Regions from separate parts of the Homo sapiens genome. Here region 2 is linked to region 1. The links are chromatin loops, found by intact Hi-C in ENCODE. Cell type or tissue: CD4-positive, alpha-beta T cell. All regions are shown on one strand. Each heading gives the region's core, and the rest is flanking DNA. Links, peaks and the distances in the headings are about the cores only.

Region 1 (8,924 bases), core at 2,913-5,412:
CAAGTAAAAATTTCATGAAGCTCATTATTCTTATGAGATTTGGCCATTTTCCTTTTCTTTATTTTAAGAGACAGGGTTTCACTATGTAGCACAGGCTGGAGTGCAGTGGTGGAATCACAGTTCACTGCAGCCTCAAATTTCTGGGCTGAAGCAATCCTCCCATCTCAGCCTGCCAAAGTGCTGGGACTACAGGCATGTGCCACTGTGCCTGGCTAATTATTTATTTTTAGTAGAGATTGGGGTCTCACTATGTTACCCAGGCTGCTCTCAAACTCCCAGGCTCAGGTGATCCTCCTACCTCAGCCTCCCAAAGTGTTCGTATTACGGGCGTGAGCCACCACACCTGGCCTCAGCCATTTTTCTTTAACAAATTGACTCATGATATTGCAAACCTCTGGCAAATTCCTAGAGTTCTGAAGAAGTTTATGTGGACAATTTTGCTAGTGCTCTTCTTGCCTTCCATTCTTCAAGTATCAGTCCATTCTTGCATTGCTATAAGGAATACCTAAGATTGGGTAATGTATAAAGAAAAGAGGTTTAATTGGCATATGGTTCTGCAAGTTGTACAGGAAGCATGATGCTAGAATCTGCTTGGCTTCTGAAAGGCTTCAGAAAACTTACTATGATGGCAGTACGCAAAGGAGGAGCGAGGCATCTCACACGGTGGGAACAGTAGAGAGAGAGAGGGAGGAGGTGCTACACACTTTTTAAACAACTAGATCTCGTCAAAGATCACTCGCCATCACAAGAACAGCACCAAGAGGATGGCGCTGAACCATTCATGAGAACCCTCTCCCATGATCCGATCACCTCCTACCAGGCCCCACCTCCAAAACTGTGGATTACATCTCCACACATGAGACCGGGTGGGAACACAAGCCCAAATCGTATCCAAATGCTTCCCTCATGACCTTTGTTTTTAAAATAATTTGTTTAATTATACATTTATATAATTTATTTATTTATTTTTGAGATGGAGTCTCACTCTGTTGCCCAGGCTGGAGTGCAATGGCATAATCTCAGCTCACTGCAACCTCTGCCTCCTGGGTTCAAGTGATTCTCCTGCCTCTGCCTCATGAGAAGCCGGGATAACAGGTGCCAGCCACCATGCCCAGGCCATCTTGGCCTGGCTGGCCTTGAACTCCTGACCTCAAGTGATCCACCTGTCTAGGCCTTCCAAAGTGCTGGGATTACAGGCGTGAGCCACTGCCTATAACTTAAATTTTAACAATGGCTGTGTTGAACAACCAATGCGCATAATTCCTGAACATGTTAACAATTGGCTTTCATGAGTTGGCACCAGCAGCTCCAGGACCCCACCAACAGGCCTCCTGGGTGCCCCATTTGATCCAGCTGAGCTCTGTGAACCTTTAGAGTATCTGCTAGGTGCCAGAGCTCCAGAAGTGCTCATCCAATACTAAGCTGACTCCACATCCTTCAGCATCCAGGCCTCAGCCAGAGCTTGCTGGCAGGACAGACACTGGCAGGAGGGTCTTCCAAGCGATAGCTTGGCATGAAGGAAAACTTGAAAGAGGCTTGGCATGAAGGAAAACTTGCAAGAATGGCTGTAAAGGGCTGGGCGTGGTGGCTCATGCCTATAATCCCAACACTTTGAGAGGCCGAAGTGGGCAGATCACTTGAGGTCAGAAGTTCAAGACCAACCTGGCCAACATGGTGAAACCCTGTCTCTCCTAAAAATACAAAAATTAGCCAGGTGTGGTGGCGGGCGCCTGTAACCCCAGCTACTCAGGAGGCAGAGGCAGGAGAATCACTTGAGCATGGGAGGCAGAAGTTGCAGTGAGCCAAGATCACACCACTGTACTCCAGCCTGGGTGACAGAGCGAGACCCTGTTTCAAAAAAGAAAAAAAAAAAAGAATGGCTGTAAAACACTGAAAGATATTGCTTCTAATCTTAGGTATTGATTTCCAAATTGTGCTAAAGGCTGTTTTCTGACTTCTGGGTGAAACTAAACAAAGCCAACAGGTTTTTGTTTGTTTAATAACATCTCTAACTGGAAGTCTTCAAGTATTGAGTAAAGGCATACACGGTGAGGTGGGTGGTGGGGCAAAGGCTGCCTTTAGACATCATCTGGGGGATGTGCACTGTAACCCCTGTTCTGTGAAAGAGGAAAAGAAGTTTGTTTATTTGTTTGTTTGTTTTAACTTTTGGGCTTGCTCAAATAATAGCAAAATCTACTTTGGGATTGTGGTCCAACGTGCTGTTGGAGTGCACTTTAGTTGTAAATAACCACTACCAGGATTATCAGGTAAGGCCTTCCTTAGGCCAGCACTACAGCAGGCAGTCACGAGCCTCCTTGCAGTACACAGTGTGGGTGTCCCTGGCTTCTCTGAACTCAAAGTGAGAAGCTTCCTGATAGAAGTAGAAGTATAGGCTAGGCGCGGTGGCTCATGCCTGTAACCCCAGCACTTTGGGAGGCCGGAGTGGGCAGATCACGAGGTCAAGAGATCGAGACCATCCTGGCCAACATGGTGAAATCCTGTCTCTACTGAAAATACAAAAATTAGCCAGGTGTGGTGGCGGGCACCTGTAGTCCCAGCTACTCAGGAGGCTGAGGCAGGAGAATCGCTTGAACCCAGGAGGCAGAGGTTGCAGTGAGCTGAGATCGCACCACTGCATTCTAGCCTGGTGACAGAGACAGACTCTGTCTCAAAGAAAAAAAAAAAAGAAGTAGAAGTACAACAGGGTGATTGTGTCTCTTTCCTAGACCTTTGCCTTCCTTACCAATTCTGCATATAATCAGCAGAAAGCCGTGAACTTTTTTTTTTTTAAGACAGAGTCTCGCTGTGTCGCCCAGGCTGGAGTGCAGCGGTGTGATCTCAGCTCACCGCAACCTCCGCCTCCTGGGTTCGAGCAATTTTCCTGCCTCAGCCTCCCAAGCAGCTGGGATTACAGGCATGCGTCACCGTGTCTGGCTAATACTTTTTGTATTTTTAGTAGAGATGGGGTATGACCATGTTGGCCAGGCTGGTCTTGAACTCCTGGTCTGAAGTGATTCACCCACCTTGGCCTCCCAAAGTGCTGAGATTACAGGTGTGAGCCACCGTGCCCAGCCAAGCCATGGACTTTTAAATTCAATGTTTCTCGTTCCAGGTATTTGTCTCCTTAGATATTTATTGGCTTGCCTCAATCATCCAACAAATATTCCCTGGGCATCATCTGTGTGTCCAGTGCTGTGTTAACATCATCGACAGCTGGCATTTAGGATGGACATTTGGGGAGTTTGGAGAATTGGGGAGGTTACACTGTTGCCAGGTGGCAAAGTCTCATCTGATAAGATTGAAATCAGCTCCTCTCATGCACACACTGAACCATAGCGCCTCTCCAGAAAAGCTTAGCATTTTCCCAACCCCCATGCCTCTGACCACTATATTACTTGTGTCTGGAGAGTGCTTTCTCTATCCTCTCTGCAGGACTGTGTTCTCACCTCACCTCTTGGTGGGGAGAAGGCCACCCCTGGGAGCTGCTCTGCCCTGGTACCTGGGACCAGGGCCATGCACCATTGCTTTAGAGAACACCTGCTCCGACCCAGGTCCTGCACCAGGGATTTCCCACCAGCTGAATCAGACACAGTTGCTGTCCTCAGGGAGCTTACAGTCACGGGTCAATAGGATACTGCAGCTAGGATAGCAGTCCACACAGGGCCAGGGCGGGGCACTAAGGAGATGACAGTCATTTCTCCTAGAGAGTCATAGATGAAGTCATATGTCAGGTGAGTCTCGACAGATGAAAGGAAGAGTGTCTGCCAGGTGGACAAGAGGCAACAGCTTGAGCTCAGGAGGTGAGTCAGTGGGTGATGCCGAGAGAGGCATTCTCTTGATCAATTCAAGTGAAAAGCCCAAAGCTGTTTGATGGCTGAGAGGATGTGTAGGTCAACTTAAGGAGAAGAGCCTAAAACAGCTCTGACAAGTAAAAAAAAAAAAAAGGCAGAAGACAAGACAGGCCTATTTTTGCATGTTATAAAACACCGAGAAAAAAATATCAGGATGATTGTCATGGTCTTCTTTACATTTTCCTGTATTTTTCAATTTAAAATAATTGTTGGTGTTACCTGCTGCCCACGCACTCCTCCGTCTGCAGGGGGCGCACCGGCCGCCACCGCTCACTCCTTCAGGATGATGGGCGGGGCCTCCTGGGCCGGTGTGGACTGACGAGTGGCTGGCCGCCCTGTCCATCACGACATCCCGCCCCCGCGCTACGTCACATGACGCAGCCCATCATGGCGGCGGGAGCGCGGCTTCCCAGGCCCGCCGCTCCGCAGGGCTGCTGGCGTTGCTGCTGTTGAGAGGCGGCGGCGGCGGCGCAGGCGGGCGGGAAGGATGGTGTTTCTGCGACTGGAGCGGCAGGTGCGGACCGGGAGCCGGACCGAGGTTTGGCAGAAGCAACGTGTGCTCGGGAGCAACCGGCGCGGGTGCCACTGAGGCAGCGGAGGGAGGCAGGATCGACTGACGGGCGAACGGACGGACGGACGGAAGGCGACTCGAGGGCCGGCCCCGGAGCCGCGCCGTGGGCGAGATGCCGGGGCCGCCGGCGTTGCGGCGGAGGCTGCTGCTGCTGCTGCTGGTCCTCCTGATCGCCGGCAGTGCTGGGGCCGCGCCACTTCCGCAAACAGGTGCAGGTGAGCGGGCCCGCGGCGGGGACGGGGCTGCGGGGTCTTCGGCGTGGAGGGGAGGGGGCGGCAGGGCCGGGCCGGCCTCGGCGCCGAGGAATCGGAGGGCCTGCCGGGGGCGGGAAGCCCAGGGAGGCGAGTGATTAGGGAGATTTCTGCCGCAGGGGCGTGGGATTTGGGGGGGCGGGAGCGAGGCGACGTCGTTGGGGCTGGGGAGGGCGGCGGGCGAGGTAGCAGCCACCGACCCCTCCCGGGATAGGCTGCGGTGCCGGCCCTGGACCTGTTGCCTTAAGATCCTCAGCTTATATCGCTTCCTGGCAGTTCAGCTTCCCTTTCCAGATGTCACCTGCCTCTTGTGCTTTTTTTTCGCATCTCATAAGAACCGTTTCTTAGCCCTAATCATACTTAAATGCAAATGACTTGGCGAGCTGTGCGGAGTTTGTTTTCGCTCCTTGCAACTTATTCTGAAGTTGTAAATTGATTTTAGACGCTGTGCTTTTTATTCGGAATGTATCTCCGGGGATGAGAAGGAAACAACTATAAATATTTCTATTTTAGGAAGCCAGTGATTAGAGTAGCAGGCGTTGAATAACTATTGACAAACTGGCTTAAGGGTGATGGAAGTTTCTATTTTAGCTAACGTCAGTGTATGATTTTCTTTTCTCCCCCCCCGCCCATTTTCTCAACATCGTTTTTATTTGGGGTTTATTTTCCTAAATAAAACTTCAACCCAAGAAAACATCCCAAGTTGGGTCATTTTTCTAAAAAGGAAAAAAAAATCTAGGCTAACTTGGCGTTATTGACTGCCGCCATTACCTTTGAAATGGGGAAAGATTGAAATTTCATACATTCATAGAATGTTAGAGTTAGAAGAGACCTTAAAGAAAATTTAGACCAATTTCTTCTTTACGTAGTAGGAGATACTGGGCATGTTGGGTCAAATGACCTACCCAGGGTGACACAGCTTCGTTGTAGGCAGAGCCCCAAAGCCAGGTCTTAGATACCCCTAGTTGTATGATTTTTTTTAAGTCTTGTAACTGTTTTGGAATACTCTCGAGGTCAAGAGTTATTTTGGAATAATGTTAATTGGGTACAGAATGTGGATGTACTGTCTCCAGTAAAGACATATTTTTCAAACAAATCTACGATGAAAGCTACATGTAATTGCTTCCAGAGCTACATCAGGGTTTGTCATTGAGTGCCCTTTAGTTGAACGTTAAATGTCCTCATTGTACCGTATAATGTAGCACTAAATTTCTGTTACTGCCTTAGATCAAATACTTGTGAGGTGAATTCTGTTTTCTGATCCGATAGATAAGAAGAGTAAATGTTATCAGATGTGTATAGGCAACCCCGGAAAGAGTCACAGGAAATGCCTGGGAAATAATGAAAGATTATGTGGAAGGATGGTGATGTTGATATTTAAAGATATTGATATTGAAAGTTAGCACTAGTATAGTGTAGTAGGTAAAGAGTATTTATATGATGGGGATTCAAGAAATTTCCAGATGACTTTACACTTAATTGGATTTTTATATATTTTGAAGTATCGATTCTTTATAGGAACCTATGTCTGCCTGCACACTTTTTTTTTTTTTTTTTTTTTGAGACGGAGTCTTGCTCTGTCACCCAGGCTGGAGTGCATCATCGGTGCGATATCAGCTGACTGCAACCCCCCCCTTCCGAGTTCAAGCAGTTCTCTGCCTCAGCCTCCTGTGTAGCTGGGACTACAGGCCCCTGCCACCATGTCCGGCTAATTTTTGTATTTTTAGTAGAGACGGGTTTCATCATCTTGGCCAGGCCGGTCTTGAACTCCTGACCTCGTGATTCACCCGCCTCAGCCTCCCAAAGTGCTGGGATTACAGGCGTGAGCCACCGCGCCTGGCCACCTGTACACTTCTTACACGGTTTTTATTCCATTCTTTTACAATTTTATGGTGTCATGAATTATAAAATGAATTTTGTTGGGGTGTTGTAGAACAAAGCAATCAGAAAAGTTAATCTGTAAATAGAGATATCAAATCTTGACATACATATAGCATAAGGAAATATTTGGTAATTTGTAGCAACTTTTGCTACAAATTTTCCTTTCATATTCTGATCTTTGTAGGATAGGTGTATATGTTTTGACGTGTTGCATATGAATAATGGGTACCTAGGGTTAAAGTCTGTGGAAAAGACGCACAGTCAGGCCGGGAGCAGTGGATCACACCTGTAATCCCAGCACTTTGGGAGGCCCAGGTGGGTGGATTGCTTGAGGTCAGGAGTTCGAGACCAGCCTGACCAACATGGTGAAATTCCCTCTCTACTAAATATACAAAAATTAGCCGTGCGTGGTGGTGGGAGCCTGTAATCCCAACTATTTGGGAGGCTGAGGCAGGAAAATTGCTTGCACCCAGGGAGCGGAGCTTACAGTGAGCCGAGATTGTGCCACTGCATCATAGCCTGGGCAACAGAGTGAGACTCCGTCTCAAAAAAAAAAAAAAAAAAAAGAAAGGAAGATGCACAATCAGACATAGATATTCAGGGGCTTGTCTCTCCATCCAAAAGAGTTTATTGATCCTCGTTAGCTGAGGTGGGTTCTTGACCAAGATATATTAGACCAAGTTTAAAAAAAAACCTTTAAGCTAATCCTGACTAGTGAGCTCGCTGGTTAAAAAAGAGGAATCCCGCTTGACCATGTATGGTAGATAAAAGAGCAGTTACACGCCAAAAACCTAACTAAAGCTTCTGGTAATCTAGGAGCCTGCACTCCTTGTGAAGATAGAGCTAGACACTTTCAAATAAGGATAGACCCATTTCATAGGGTCTTTCGCCTCCTTGTTCTTCTTTCTGCTTGAAGCCTGATCAGTCTATCCAGTTTAATGGTGCCTTAGAGAAAGCATGCAGTTAACTGAAATTCAGCTTTTAAACTGAAGATCATTTATCTATGGTGTCTTCATCATCTAGATTCATTGCTAGACTCAGAAGCTGAAAAAGATATTTTCTTATTCAGTCATAATAAAGCTATGTAAATATATAGATTGCACTTGCCCATCAGGCAAGAAGGCATTTCTTGGTTGAACTTTATTTTGGGCCTCTTCTTTGAGCTGGGATGCCGTTTTGCCCCCTACGCCCGCCCCGTCTAGGAGCCTCTTTTCCTGAGAATCTGTGTTTCTGTAAGGGCCCTTGTTGTTATGTAGACTAAGACTTGTTGGTCCTCTCTAGGAAGCTTTTATGTAAAGGGAGAAAGTTCACTGTTTTCACACCCAGTTAAATTGCCAAACTAAGATTACAGTTCAGTTCTTTTCCCCAGATCATAGTTATCAGATCATTCTTCTCTTAGAAAACATGGATGCGCCTTTTCTAAGATTCTCAGGATTCACATCATAAACGGGGACTAGAAATAAAGAAAGATCTTGTATATGTGAACGAATTTCTCTAAGCTCACACTTTCTTATTAATATTAGGATAGTGGTGAGACAAGGAAACCCAGTTCTATTGTTCTGCAGCATATTAGGTCACAGAGTACAGAGGAAGCTTTTAGCAGCTCCAGATAAAGGACCTCACGGAAGCCCGTGAAGCCAGTGGGACTCAGCTACTGATTAAACAGCAGCTTGTGAAACCGAGCCTCTCGTTTTAGATTAAACAAACAGACTTGTATTTTGAAAAAGATTTCTAAAGTAAAGGAAATGCTTTCTAAAGTATGAATTACTGTGTTTAACAGCCTCTGGGAAAATTATTTTCAACAGGCTTTCTATGCAAATTATTTTAGGATTTATAGCTATAAATCTTGAAATTTGATTTTGGTTGGGATTGCTGCAATTACTTTTACTTGGTGATATTTTGGGGTTAACTAAATATGCTCATTTGAACAGTAATAGGAAGTCCGTCTGCAGTTTTGTAGCTGATTAGCACTGAAGTTATCAAATCCTTACAGTTTTGCTGATAATCAGTGTGCTGAGTGTTCCTGCAAATTCTCTTAAAAATTTAGAGTCCTTGGGCCCTCTCTGGCCCCTGTGTATTGTGTCACTTAGATAACAGCTGTAGATATAATTTTAAAAAGACACTGTCATATAAATAAGGGACGTCCAGGGTTCTGAAACAGTAAACAAATGAGTCCTCAAAAAAGTTCTTGTAAATGGACATATAGAAATAATCCAACTTTTTCGTTTAGTTGAGAGTAAAATTCATGAACCAATCCTAGCTGGAACAGAGTGTTGTAGGAAGAGCTTGGGCTTTGTAGTGAGATCTGGGTGTGAAGCCTTGGCTGCCGCTGGAATAGCTTAAGGACCCTGGGTCAGTTACTCGACCTCT
Region 2 (7,848 bases), core at 3,069-5,568, 240 kb before region 1:
TTTACCATCAAAAAGTGCTATGCATGATTTGCAAGTATTTTCTTCCAACTTGTGGGCCGTCTTTTCACTTTCTTGATGGTGTCCTTTGATGTGCAAAAATGTTTAATTTTGATGAAGTCCAATTCATTGATTTTTATTATTGTTGCTGGTCTCATATTTAAGAAAGCTTTGCCAAATCCAGGGTCATGACAATTTACTTCTATGTTTGCTTCTCGGGATTTTATAGTTTTAGCCCTTACATTTAAGTGGATTAGTTCAAAACTGATTCATTTGATCCTTTTTTTTTTTTTTTTTGAGATGAGTCTCGCTCTGTCACTCAGGCTGGAGTGCAGTTGCGCGATCTCGGCTTACCGCAAGCTCCGTCTCCCGGGTTCACGCCATTCTCCTGCCTCAGCCTCCTGAGTAGCTGGGACTACAGGCGCCCGCCACCACGCCCGGCTAATTTTTAGTAGAGACGGGGTTTCACTGTGTTAGCCAGGATGGTCTCGATCTCCTGACCTCGTGATCCACCCGCCTCGGCCTCCCAAAGTGCTGGGATTACAGGCATAAGCCATCGCGCCTGGCCTGATCCATTTTTCTGTATCCATAATTTTTGTATACGATGTTGGGTAAAGATTCAACTCCAAGTTTTGCATATGGTTACATATCTGGTTGCCCCTGTGCCAGTTTTCAAACTTCTTTCTCCACTGAATAATCTTGGCACCCTTGTCAAAAATAAGTTGATCATATATGTATGGGTTCATTTCTGACTCTCAATTCTATCCCACTAGTCTATACATCTATCCTTCTGTCAGTATTATATTGTCCTTATTACCATTGTCTTGTAGTAAGTTTTAAAATCAGTTAATATGAGGTCTCCTACTTTGTTCTTCATTTTCAAAAGATTGTTTTGGCTATTCTTAGTCTCTTGCAATTCCATATGAATTTGAGAGTCAGCTTGTAGATTTCACAAAGAACTCATCTGGGATTCTGATAGGGATCAAGTTAAATCTGTAAATCAGTTTAGGGAGGACTGCCATCTTAACAATGTTAAGCCTTCAAATCATGATCATGGGATACTTTTCCATTTATTTAGATCTCCTCTCATTTCTTTCAACAACATTTTATAGTTTTCAGAGTACAAGTTTTACACTTCTTAAATTTATTTCTAAGTATTTTATTCTTTTTGATGCTATTATAAATGAAGTTGCTTTCTTAATTTCATTTTGATTGCTCATTTTAAGTATGTAGTATTCAGTTAAAGTGTGTCAAATACCATTGATTTTTGTATATTCATCTTGTATCCTGCAACCCTGATGAACAGAAGGGATTTGTATCTAGAATACATAAGGAACTATTACAATTCAGTAATAAAAAGACAAAATAACTCAATTAGAAATGGGTAATTCAAGAATGGATAAACAAATTGCATTGCATGCAAACAAATGGAATATTATTCAGCAAGCACACCAACATGGCACATGTATACATATGTAACAAACCTGCACGTTATGCACATGTACCCTAGAACTTAAAGTATAATAATAATAATAATAAATGAGCTATCAAGCCATGAAAAAACACAGAAGAACTATAAATGTATACTGCTAGGTGAAAGAAGCCAGTCTGAAAAAGCTACATACTATATGATTACAACTATTATACGACATTCTGGGAAAGGCAAAGTGAGAGAGAAAGCAAAAAGATCAGTAATGACTGGGGGGTTAGGAGGAAGAGGACGGGAGGAAAGAATAAGTGGAGCACAGGAGATTTTTAGGGCAATGAAACTGTTCTACATAATACTGTAATGGTGGGTACATGGCATTAAACATTTGTCAAATCCAAAAATCTATAAAACACAAAGAGTGAACCCTTATGTAAACTATGAACTTCAGTTAATATATAAGTATCAGTTCATCAAATCTAATAAATGTAGCACAGTAATGCAAGATGTTAAGAGTGGGGAAAACTGGGCAGGGGCACTGTAGGGGGAGCATATGTGAACTCTCTGCACTTTCCTCTCAATTTTTTCTAAAACTGCTCAAAAAAAAAAATAAAGTCTATTATGTTTTTAAAATAAAATGATCCCTAACAGGAAAAAAAAATGGCAAAGGATCTGAACAAATATTTCTCCAAAGAAGATATACAAATGGCCAATAAGCATAAGATAAGATGCTGGACATCACTGTCAACAGGAAAATACAAATCAAAATCACAATGAGATACCACTTCACATACACTAGAATGGCTAGAATTAAAGTCACACACTGTTTGTGAAGATGTGGAGAAACAGAAATTTTAATACACTGCTGGAGTGAATAAAAAATGATGCAGCCATTTCAAAAATTAGTCTGGCAGTTCTTCAACTGAACATAGTTATCATGTGTCCCAGCAATTCTACTCCTAGATATACACCCAAGGGAAATGTCCACACAAAAACTTGTACACCAATGTTTATAGCAGCATTATTCATAATAGCCAAAAGGGGTAAATAATGTCCTAAATGTCCATCAACTGACAAGCGAATAAACAAAATGCAGTGTATCCATGTAATGGAATATCATTTGGCCATAAGAAGTAAGTACTGATACATGCTACGGCATAGACAAATCTTGAAAGCACTATACCAAGTGAAAGAATCCAGTCACAAAAGCCGGTATGATATATAATCCCGTTCATATGAAACATACAGAATAGGGAATCCAGAGGCAGAAAGACTGGTGATTGCCGGGGCTACAACTGCAGGGGTGCAGCTGATGGATATGGAGAGATGGAATTCAAAGCTAAAGGGCACAGGAGGCAGGGTGTTGTGGTGCATGCCTATACTCCTAGCTACTAGGGAGGCTGAGGTGGGAGAATCGCTTGAGCCCACGAGTTCAAGGCTGCACTGAGCTATCAAACCACCGCACTCCAGCCTGGGCTGGGCGACTGAGCAAGACCCCATCTCTTCAAACAAACAAACAAACAAAAACCTAGTTGATCCTGCCAGCAAAAACTAAGGTAAAGGGCATAGGATTTGATTTGGTTTTTTTTGAGGTGGAAAAACAATCCTAAAACTGATTGGAGTGTTGTTTACCAACATCTGTGAATATACTAAAAACCACTGAACTGTATACTTCAAGTGGGTGAATTACATGGTATGTGAATTATCAATAAAGCTGTTTTAGAAATCCTAACACTTGCTGTGCTATAACTGCGCAAAGTACCACAATGCAATAATTGCAGAGTCAACCCTACGATTATAGTATGACACAGGAAAACTTAAAACTGCACTTAAGATCAAGCTAGATGTAGAGCATATTAGCACAGCAAAAAATAAACGACTGCACTAAAGAATCATCCTTCAAGGATTACAGAATTTAAGTGCTGAAAAGGAGAGTACAACTCCTCTGTTTTTTTAAAAAAAGGTAAAGACTCATAACTTAGTCACTTGTAAAATTCTGGATTGCTCTCTAAGAGATTTTCAAATATAATTTAAAAGAAAACGTACAACCAAGACAATAATGAAAATCTATAGAAAAATTTATTATTACCTTTAGCTTCTGAACATACAGCCAAAAATCCATCTTCTGTCATTGCTTTAAACAAAGGTCTGACTCCATATGTATCTCTACCCAGGAACACTTTCTTATTGGCAGTATCCAGTAAAACAAATGCAAACACACCATCCAACATACAAATTGTTTGCTCAATTCCTCCTTTGTCATAAAGATGAAGGATTATCTCACCATCCACTTTGGTCTGGTATTCAAATTCAAAATGCTGTTGCATCTTAGGAAGCGAAAGCAAAACCAAAATGTTAGACTCCTTGTACATTCACTAATAATTTTTTATTGCAAAGATGCTTCAGTATTTCTGAGCTCTATAATCCTTTCATGCACTTTGGTGATTTAGGAGAATCACAGCATTATTAAACTATGGTTCGCTTCAACTCATATTCTGCAAATTCTGTTCAACATAAAGCCGAACCCATGAAAATTTTAGTTGCAGTCTGATAAACAGAACATAATGGGAATGTGCCAGAACAGTAACCTGTGGAGGGATGGAAATGTATATTATATACATACCATATATGTAATACATACATATATTTATATATATACAGATTGAGTATCCCTTATCTGAAATGTTTGGAACCAGAAGTGTTTTGTGTTTTGGACTTTGGAATATTTGCATATATGTGAGATATCTTGGGCATGAGACCCAAGTCTAAACATGAACTTCATTTATGTTTCATATATCTTATACACAAAACCTAAAGGTAATTTTATATAATATTTCAAATAATTTTGTGCATGAAACAAAGTTTGCATACATGGAACCATCAGAAAGCAAAGGGGTCACTATCTCAGCTACCATGTGGAAAATCTGTGGCTGTTTGACATCATTGACCATCATTCCTGACTCTGAATTTATTATGCTGCTGATGAGCAATCATTTTCATATGCTTATAAAATATGACATACCATTAATACAGTAAGAAAGTAATAAGTAGCATAGTAGAATCACCAGAATACCTGCATCAGCTGTTAAACAGCTGTACAAACAATGGCAGGCTTTCAGACTCCACCTACAATGCTGCGTTTTGATTAAAAGGTTACTATACACTGTATTTTTTTTTCCTTTTTCAGGTGAGAAGAAACATCAGAAGCAGCTGAGCAACTAGGAAGCGGGTCCTCTGAGATTGAAGAGGCATTCGGCCAGATGACTTTTAAATGTTTCTCCAGAGTCATCTGCTTCATTAACAATGGCTTTTGTCTTGGAAGGCTCTCTTTGATTTTATAAACTGACATGACCTCTTGTTCTGTTATGAATGCAGGTAGCTCTAGTCCTTCAATATCTCTATCACACATTTTCACCATGTCATCTATACCTTTATACTACAGTCCAGTTTCTCCTACAGCTTGACTTTCTGTGTTATAAGTGTTTCTACTTTTCCTTATCACTGCTGCTCATAGAAATATCTACAGGTCTTTTTGACATTTTCAGTATCTTAACACCACAGAGCAGAAAATAAGCAAAAATACACAATGGATAATGCACATAAGTCCCATCTGTGGGGATCCTGCCAATGGCGTATCCAGCTTGAACATGTGCCATTCTATTACCCTTTGTGGGCGTGCTTGCATGGGGAAATCCGGGCATGTGTAGAAAAGTTATACTGCAGCTGAAGCGGGCTGAGAGGGTCTTTTTTCCCTAGGGAACGCCAAATAAACTGCGTGTTTTACACCTGCATTTTGACTGTGACATCAAAATGCACATGTAATGTCATGTCAGTGCTCAAAAAGTTTCAGATTTTGGAGCATTTCAAATTTCAGATTTTCAGATTAGGGATGCTCAACCTCTAAATTTAAGTTAAGATAATAGGTTGCCTGGTTGCCATGACACTAAAAAACGTGTCTTTTGCAACTATAAACTTTTGATTTGAGAAGATAGTATTGGCTAAGAAGTTCCTCCAGTTCAGCTTCAAAGTCCTAGCTATAAAAATGTAAAGCAAAGGGACAAACATCATTTGGCATCATTCCCTGAAAAATAAATGGCTCCATCACAATAACAGATACATGATCCAAAACAAAGCTGCTGGTCCCCAGGGGTGGATGACAATGCCCAGTGCTTCCACCACTGCAGCAGCATTAAAGCTACTCCTTACTGATAGATAAAATGACGGTGGCGCTTTATTAGTCTGCATTCCCCAAAAGAACAGCAAAGGGACTGTCTGCCACTGCATGCAGAGTAAGAAGGTTTGATTAGGCTACTCCCCAATTCTGACACTCTCCACCATCAACGGCAAACTATGAGCCATTAATGGCAAACTATGAGGATGAAAAGTCCTTGATGTATTCCTCTTTCTTCTTTGTACTCGGGTTTTTGGCTGACATTAGAGAAAGAAGAGGTTTAAATCAGGTGGAAATCCTAGATAAGCTTAAAACATGCTTTCAAATTTCAAAAAGTAAACCTATTATGTATGTGCATGACCCATAAATATGCTTCACACTCCATCCAACTCACTCCATAATTTGTGAATCTTTTGTCTATAAGTCCTCACTGAACTGTCCAAAAATGGGCTTTGCCTCCAGTGACTACAAAGTCACTACCTGGTCACCCCTCTCTGCTCTATCAGGGATGATCTGTAACTAGCAGGTGGGGGCCTGTAAACAGTCTTCTGCTGACTCTTCTGGGCTGAACTGCCTGAAGGGTTAGTGACCATAAAGCATTCGGTGATATTAGTAAGCAACAGCTTCCCAAATCTACCTTACCCACCTCTTTGGCCTAAACTTTGCAGGTAACTTATTTAAAAAGGAGAAGGGTCCTTTGGGTAACGGATGTATTACTTCCTACTCTCCTAAAACCAAACTCCAATGCTGCACCTTAAATAAAAGCCCTCAAATCTTGCCTCCTGACGTCATGCTGTCATTTGACTTGGCTGCAGGCCCTGATACTCCCCTGCAGGGAGAGGGCCTGCTCTTTGCCCCAGCCTTTACCCCATTCCTCCTTTCTTTCATTCAGTCTCCTTCTACTCCCAGTACACCTCTGGCTGTATTTTATTGTAGTGGTAAACTTTATTTTTACCAAAAAGGAGGTGTGGGGGGGATTTCTGAATACTTTATATAAGCCTAAAGTATACATTCTGCTCATTAGACAGACTGCTAGCTGCCCCAACTACATAAACTTAGATGCTTGGTAGAAGCAATGGAACAAACTTCTCTACTTTTACAAATATAACATTTGGCTAATTTAGAATAGAAATTAATTATTTTCAAAATATTTAACTTCTTGTAACTTTTTAATAAAAGAAATAACACTGTTCAAGTGAAACAGGGCACTTCCTATTTCATTTAAGGGGAAAGCCAAGCTGATAATGCCATAATACCACCTAGCGTTCTCATGTATATGACATTATTTGACTTAGAAAAAATTTTTAATACTCTCTTCTTCTACCTCCCACTAGCAGGAAATTCCATTCTTGCCTTTCCTTTTCACCATTTCATCTCCAATCACCTAGAAAAATGATGTCTGGTGCATAGTAGACCCTTAATAAAGGAATAAAGAAATGTGTAAAAGGAATTTCCTGAATAACTATTTTAAAACTTTTTAAATGAGAAGACTATTATTAAGAGTCTTCCTATGAGCAGGCAACAAACAATGACAAAAGCTATTGTTCACAGATAAAAATGTCCAAAATGTGATTAGGATGTAAATCTCTATCAATGCCTGACAGGTATCTATCAAGAAGTCTCAAAAAATACCAAGAAACATACCAACCAAATGCATGAACCTTGAATGAAATCTGGCTCAAAACAAACAAGAACCAGCTATAAAGATATTCTTGGTAGCACTTTGAGAGGTCAAGGTGGGCAGATTACCTGAGCTCAGGAGTTCCAGACCACCCTGGGCAACATGGTGAAACCCTGTCTTTACTAAAATACAAAAAATTAGCTGGGCATGGTGGCAGGTGCCTGTAGTCCCAGCTACTTGGGAGGCTGAGGCAGGAGAATTGCTTGAACCTGGGAGGCAGAGGTTGCAGTAAGCCGAGATCGCACCACTGCACTCCAGCCTGGGTGACAGAATGAGACTCTGTCTCAAAATAAATAAATAAATAAAAATATTCTTGGGACACTTAGGGAAATTTCATTTAAGTATTAACTGGATATTAGGTGGTATTATGGACTCTTAGGTTTAATAATGGCATTGATGTTATGTAGAAGAATGTCCTTATTCTTAGGAGATAAATGCTTATATATTTAGGAGTGTCATAATATCTGCACTGTACTCTCAAATGATTCAGCAAAAACATGTGTGTGTGTGTGTGTGTGTGTGTAGAAAGAAAAATCAAGCAACTATGGCAAAACATTAATGACTATTTAATCT

What was found. Peaks named below come from ENCODE experiments on the same cell type or tissue, not always from the same donor. Only the 100,000 strongest peaks of a DNase experiment are listed, where the experiment ranks them.
Region 2: a loop joins it to region 1, with 2.7 times the contacts of the local background. A loop is called at or near these places in 6 of 110 quality-filtered maps.

Annotation. Positions count from the first base shown.
Region 1 is chr7:98,102,644-98,111,567 of GRCh38, forward strand. It overlaps LMTK2 (lemur tyrosine kinase 2), which reads left to right and starts at 4,219. Exons shown (of 14, transcript NM_014916.4): 1 at 4,219-4,637. The coding sequence starts at 4,535. In CD4-positive, alpha-beta T cell, for the core only: a CTCF peak has its summit at 4,092 (motif pointing right); DNase peaks (open chromatin) are centred at 3,758, 4,158 and 4,548; H3K4me3 peaks cover 1,247 bases; H3K27ac peaks cover 242 bases.
Region 2 is chr7:97,860,747-97,868,594 of GRCh38, forward strand. ASNS (asparagine synthetase (glutamine-hydrolyzing)) reads right to left here. Exons shown (of 13, transcript NM_001673.5): 4 at 3,513-3,750. It overlaps CZ1P-ASNS (CZ1P-ASNS readthrough), which reads right to left. Exons shown (of 19, transcript NR_147989.1): 10 at 3,513-3,750. Among named protein-coding and RNA genes, the nearest start is that of ASNS, 7.7 kb to the right of the region's middle. In CD4-positive, alpha-beta T cell, for the core only: no CTCF peak of the experiment used is centred there; no DNase peak of the experiment used is centred there.